2 separate regions of the Homo sapiens genome follow, and region 1 is linked to region 2. A link is a contact called in ENCODE Hi-C data. All regions are on one chromosome and are shown on one strand. The core of a region is the stretch at or near the end of the contact, and the rest is flanking DNA. Distances in the headings are between cores, read along the strand shown.

What was found. Hi-C counts contacts between places; a loop is a spot of excess contacts on that map. Pooled maps may share reads with other maps.
Region 1: a loop to region 2 is called in a pooled map, with 7 times the contacts of the local background. The contact joins the enhancer-like site here to the promoter of ERICH3-AS1 in region 2. A Hi-C loop is called at or near these places in 15 of 37 single-sample maps with no recorded cell type and 5 of 50 pooled maps.

Annotation. Positions count from the first base shown.
Region 1 is chr1:74,651,312-74,654,236 of GRCh38, reverse strand. The region is part of intron 1 of ERICH3 (glutamate rich 3); the gene reads left to right. Among named protein-coding and RNA genes, the nearest start is that of ERICH3, 21 kb to the left of the region's middle. Within about 2 kb of position 1,461, at least 4 of the 41 ENCODE cell types and tissues checked have a DNase peak (open chromatin) inside an H3K27ac peak, as active enhancers do.
Region 2 is chr1:74,575,936-74,578,848 of GRCh38, reverse strand. It overlaps ERICH3-AS1 (ERICH3 antisense RNA 1), which reads right to left and starts at 1,419. Exons shown (of 3, transcript NR_121671.1): 1 at 1,340-1,419. It overlaps ERICH3 (glutamate rich 3), which reads left to right. Exons shown (of 15, transcript NM_001002912.5): 13 at 1,913-1,954.

The sequences.
Region 1 (2,925 bases), core at 212-2,711, 75 kb before region 2:
GGTGCATGCTAGAAAAAGCCTAGATTGCCATGAGGCAATTTTTAAAGGTGATTCTTGTGAGGACTCAGAAACGAGAGAAAACCTCCATCTTCTTAGAGACTACATAAACAATAATAAACAGAATATTGGTGGAAATACAGATGGTAAAGGTCATTTTAATGAGGTTTCAAATGGAAATGAGGAACATGTTATTTGAAATGGGAGAAAAGGCAATCTTATAATAAATTGACAAAGAATTGGCTGAACTGTGTTCGTATACTAGTGTTTTTGAAAGGCAGAAAAATTGAGGCAGAGGGTCACTTGTTCACAGTTATGGAGCCAGTAATGGTGGAGCCAGAATTGAACTGAAGCTAGAGTTGGCATTTCTCTATCTCTTTTCATCCCCAAAGGTAATGTAGACAGTGTGGGGATGGGTAGTACAGGGAGAGATGAGGGTAGAGTTACAGGGTGCTTCAGGCCAGAAGAAATAACATTATCAATGTGATCCATAAAGAAATATTGCCTTAGGTTTTCCTAAAACTGACTCACATTAAGCAATAATCTTGTTTTGGAGCTTTTCCACTTTAGTAAGATAAAAGAGCTGTAATAGTTAGATATTGTTCATATTACATGGGTCTAAAACAACTAGATGAGACTATGTATGTGAGAGTGCTTTGTAATCTGCAAAATGGAATATGGATATTACACTCCTTCCCCAGCTCAGGATTCAGTGCCTGACATGGAGATACTTGGTAATTAATTAGCTTATGATACGGGAAGAACTCTCTCTCTCTCTTTCTCCTCTCTCTCTCTTTCTCCTCTCTCTCTCTCTCTCTCGTTCTCTCTCTCTCTCACATACATACCCAGACACAGACACACACACACGTGCACACACAGTGTGTATCTAGTGTGTGCATCTCCCCACTAGATTGGGAGCTCCATGAGTGCAGTGTCTGTGCCATCTCTGTGTCCCTAATGCCTTACAGAATAACCTAAAATTAGTCATTAAACAATAAGCTTTTGTGATTTAAAAAAACTATTATAGTGCCTTTCCTTTTAGCTGGGATTTTTATATGGTAGACTATCTCTCTTTGGGATCAGGAGAAGGGATTGTTATGAATCACTGACTTTACTACAGAGCCACATTTATATATTACATGGTGGGAGGCAGGGTTAGAGGGTTAAGTGCTGAAAGGCCGCAGCTGGGAAGGTAGCACCCCGGTGACTCAGCTTTGGCTCCTCTAAACTTCAGGCCCTGAAGGATGTGGTGTGTGCACTGAAGTGAGGGAAACAGGAACCAGCATGGAGACAAGGTTGCTCTGTTTCCTCGGAGACTGTTTTCCCCAGTGCATTGAGCCAGGAAGTGGGTTTTTCCCCCACCTAGTGACCAGGGGATGGGTAGATAGTCTTGTTCATCACATAAAGAAACAAACGTGTTAGACTGGTCTGGCCAGTGACTTGTGGGTCTTGGCATGACAACATAGCCTGCGAGTAATATGGTCACAATGCCCTGGTGCTTGCTGTGACCAACGGAATCGATGAAAAGGGTGCAGTGGAGGATCACAGGCCTGAAGCAGCACGACCAGGAAGTCTAGTGTTGACACTGGATGCAGAGTGTAACATACAAGCTGCAACACAATCACCAAGCCCAGAGCAAGGTGACCTTAGTCAGCCCAGGGTTATGCCATGAGCAAGAAAGAAAAAAAAAAAAGAAAAGAAAAGTGAAGGGAGTAAGTAGCACTGAACGCAGAGGAAAAGGGTGGAATTTCAGAAAAGCTCTGCTAACCTGAGTTTGTGTTGGTCAGTGAGCTCTTGTAACTGGGTAAATGTGAAAATGGGCTACAAGCGCATATCAAGTACAGGTGAAAAGGACCAGAACAGAGAGGATCAGCCAGACCACAGTGTAGCTGACACTGGCCCACGCAGCATTTGACCATCTCCCTGGAAAGGAGTCTTGATGGTCAGAAAGATGGTCACATGTATATGCATGCAGTGGAAATGCTTGAATTGACCATTTTACCAAATCTGTATATAATTTACTTTAGAGCAATTTCTTGATATCAAACAATTTAGTAATGTAAAGTTTCAGTTAAAAAAATTCCAGCATTGTCTAAAAATGAAATAACTGAGCCGGTTATTATTCAGCTGTCCTACCAAGCTAGTCATATGGTGATAGTTGTGGAAGGAGTTGCTTACAAGTGGTATCCCAAGCAAGAACCCACATTTATTCCTAAATAGGAAAAGATGATGTGTAAAAAGGTTTCAACCCAACTGGACCTGCTTGACGATTTGTAAGCCTGGACAGGCATCGTGCACACATTTGTTAGTAGAAGCCCGAGAGAGCAGAATTAAAATCAGGTGCTACCAAAGCTGGCTAAGCAATTGTTATTAGGATCTAAATATTAAAGAAGTTACAGAGCCTGAATTAAGGAAGGGGATAATTTATCAGTCAATAGGGAAGTTGAGGTTTATGTGATCCCAACTTTTTGACCCCCACTTCATTTAATCGGGTTTTAGCACTCCCAGCTATTCCAAAATTATTGATTTTTTTAAGAAAAAACTTGAGCCTGAAAAACAGACAAAAGACTATATATGATATCACTCTAATGATTTATCTTAAGAATCTGTGAACTGTGGAATCATGATTGTTAGGACTGAGAGACACCTGCTCACCTTTCTGAAATGAGGAGCTGAAAAGATATTCTGAGATTTAGAAAGGGTAAGGTATACAATGTTGACCTTTTGGAGACAGGAAACCTTTGATGAACTATAGGACACCAAGGCAGTTCATTTAAAAGATGGTTTCAAAGCATTATCCGGAGCTGGTTTTCTATGTGCCTTACTGAAGCTCTTGGGTTGTCTTTTTACATAAACCTAGGGAAATAATGGCTTTTGCAGTTGTTCATATGTCTGCAACCCTCATGTGGCACCTTGGTTTCTAAGCTT
Region 2 (2,913 bases), core at 170-2,669:
ATACAGAGGGGTCAGTAAGTAATTACCCCTTAGCAGTTCACTTTAAACTAAGCAAGAAACTGCATTCCAGTTCTGTTTTCTCAAAGTAAATCCGTTATATCCGTTGTAACAGAATATCGGGGGAGGAGGAAGGAAGGAAGGAAGGAAGGAAGTAAAGAAAGAAGGAAGGAAAAGGAAGGGAAGGGAAGGGAAAAAGAAGGGAAAGGAAAGGAAGGAAGGAAGGAAAAAAGGACAGAAAGGGGGGAAAAAGGAAAGAAAGGAAGAAAGGGAAGGAAAGAAGTTAGTTTCAGAAATACTATGTTCTTACCCCAGAAGACAGATCTAAGTCTAGTTTTATTTGAAATAACTTTTGTTAACAAGGAGGTGATATAATGGTAATGTCAGGTATTTATGGAATTCACGATATGGGTAATCAGATGATAAGCAAGGGATGTAGAAAGGGAATTGTCAGAAACTAAAGACAAATTTAATTGGCTTTACACTTTGGCCTAGAATCATACCACACTGGGTGATGACACTTAGAAATGCCCATCACCATCATCATCATCATCATCATCATCATCATCATTGCTGTTATTATTAAGTGCCTAGATACTTGCTAATAAGTGGAAGATGAAGATGCTCTCTCTATATTATTTCATTTAATCCTCTCAAGAACCATTGGATAGATAACTCTTTTTGACAGACAGATAAACCAAGGCGTTGGCTTAGGCCAAAGCATTTACTCAATGTGATATGGTTAGTATGTAATATGAGACTTGAATTTAGGTCTCTGTGATCCTGAAGTCTATGCTAGTAACCAACTACAGATAACAGGAATTCAGGAATTTCTACAATAGCTTTTACTGTCAAATTTATAGGAATCGTGTAATAGCTTTTTTGCTTCTGTCCCCATGGAGTGAATATTGGGGTCAAATCACTAAAATCTACTAATGGATGAAATGCTCATAGTTTAGTCAGCTCTAGTAGTTTTAGCAATTTAGAAAAGCAGTGATGATTGGTGTCATAAAAGCCATAGCACACGTTCCTAGAAGGGAAAATGCAACTAAACTGTTTTTTTCAATTATTTCATTGCATGTGCATTTGGCAAATCTGTCACTGCTCCTGGCTGCTCTCTCTCTCTTTTTTTAATGCAAGTATTTCTCTGCATGGATTTCTTTACTTCATGATCTTCTGTTGTGTATTGTGTTTTCTTTTTGAAATCATAGCTTGGGAGTTGTTTATGCTTCAGAGATTTTTAAACCAAGGCTACCTTTTAATGTAAATGCACTTAAATTGACCCCACTTATTTAAATGATGTGAAATAGCTCAGCAATGTTCCCATGACCTGTTTTTATACCTTTTGATATTTTATGTGACCTCCAATAAGCTGGACAGATAATAACAGAACCCTTGGCATTGGGCTACCACTGCCACTGTGATGCTGAGTCTGGTGTCAGCAGTGAAGATGAGGGTGGGAAGCCACCGAGGAAGCTGGAGGTTGACACAAGTGGCAGTAAGGGCACATCATTACCTAGGAAGAACCTTCAGAAATCCTCTGCAAAAGACGGCCTGTTTCCACCCTTCCTATTCTTGTTTCTTCCTTCTGCCACTTTTTTTTTTTCTTTCAACTAAGGAATAGAATGGCCAGAAGTAGTTGACAGGCCCTAAGGAGAGCTTCACAGCTAACATCAGGTATAAATTTATTATTATTTTTTGAATATATTGATGTCTAGGATTAAATAAAAGAACATTAGATTATACAATACTGGTAGGAATTTTCAGATCAGTCTTCTTTCAATAGCCTGCCTCCCAGATAGTTGAACAGCTAGGTGAATTTGCCTTAACTGACCCAACTGGAGAGATGGAGAACCATGGTACATTTCACAGTGATTCATTTGACCTTTTTTTTCTTTTTTTTTTTTTTAACTAGGAAAGGATTCATTGCCATTAGCCTATGTCCTGGCTCTTGGTGGTAAGTATTCCATCTGCAAGAGGTCCAATTAGAGTGATCCAACAGACCATGACTCATAAATCTGGTCAAACTTCCCATGTTCTTGAAATCACTAGGCTTTCTAGTATTTATTGAATGACTTTTAAGAAGTGTGCTTATTTGAATATATTTATGTGTATGGTGGCAGGAAAAGGTATTCATTTATTCATCATATGGTCACATTATCCCACCTTCAATTTTAGTAATTGTCATCAAGCACTGTGAGGCATTTGAGATTTTACCCTTCTTTCAAGCAACAACTTAGCCAGCCACAGTTTTATGGATCATGGCAGAAGACATAAGACACCTGAGTCAGAGAAAAAGGACTTTATTGTTCATAGCAAATAGCAGTAGCCAGAGTACCTGTATTTATGCTGGTTCCCTGAGCTCCATTTCTCACTTGGCAACATGAAGAGGGCCAGGTAACACTTGATTGTGCAGCGGGCTGACTTACAGGAGAGGCACCATGATCTTAGAGAACCCATATCTTTTATAATGGGCATTCAACTAGAGGAACTCAGGTGCACCTTCCCAAATATTTATTCTGCAATGCAGAGATACTGGTTGTTATTGATCAAATTGTATTCAAGCAAGAAAATCTAATTATTTGTAAGCAATGAAAGGTGTGCACAAGGAAGATTATTAGGGCTTTCTTTATGCCAGGCACTATGCTAAGCATTTTACATAAATTATCTCATTTACTGTCAAAGGATTCTGTGAGTACAGCATTGCTATTCCCATTTCATGAATAAGAAAATGAAAGATTAGAGAGGTGTTATTTCCCAGTTTATACAATTAGTAAATGGCAGAGCTGGCGTTTTTTACCCAGGTTAGTCTGACTTCCAAGTACACACTCATTCCACTTCATCAAATTGCCATTGTTTGTGAATATTGTTTGCTCTCTTATATTAAATATTTTTTCAAAAGCCCATGGGGTTACC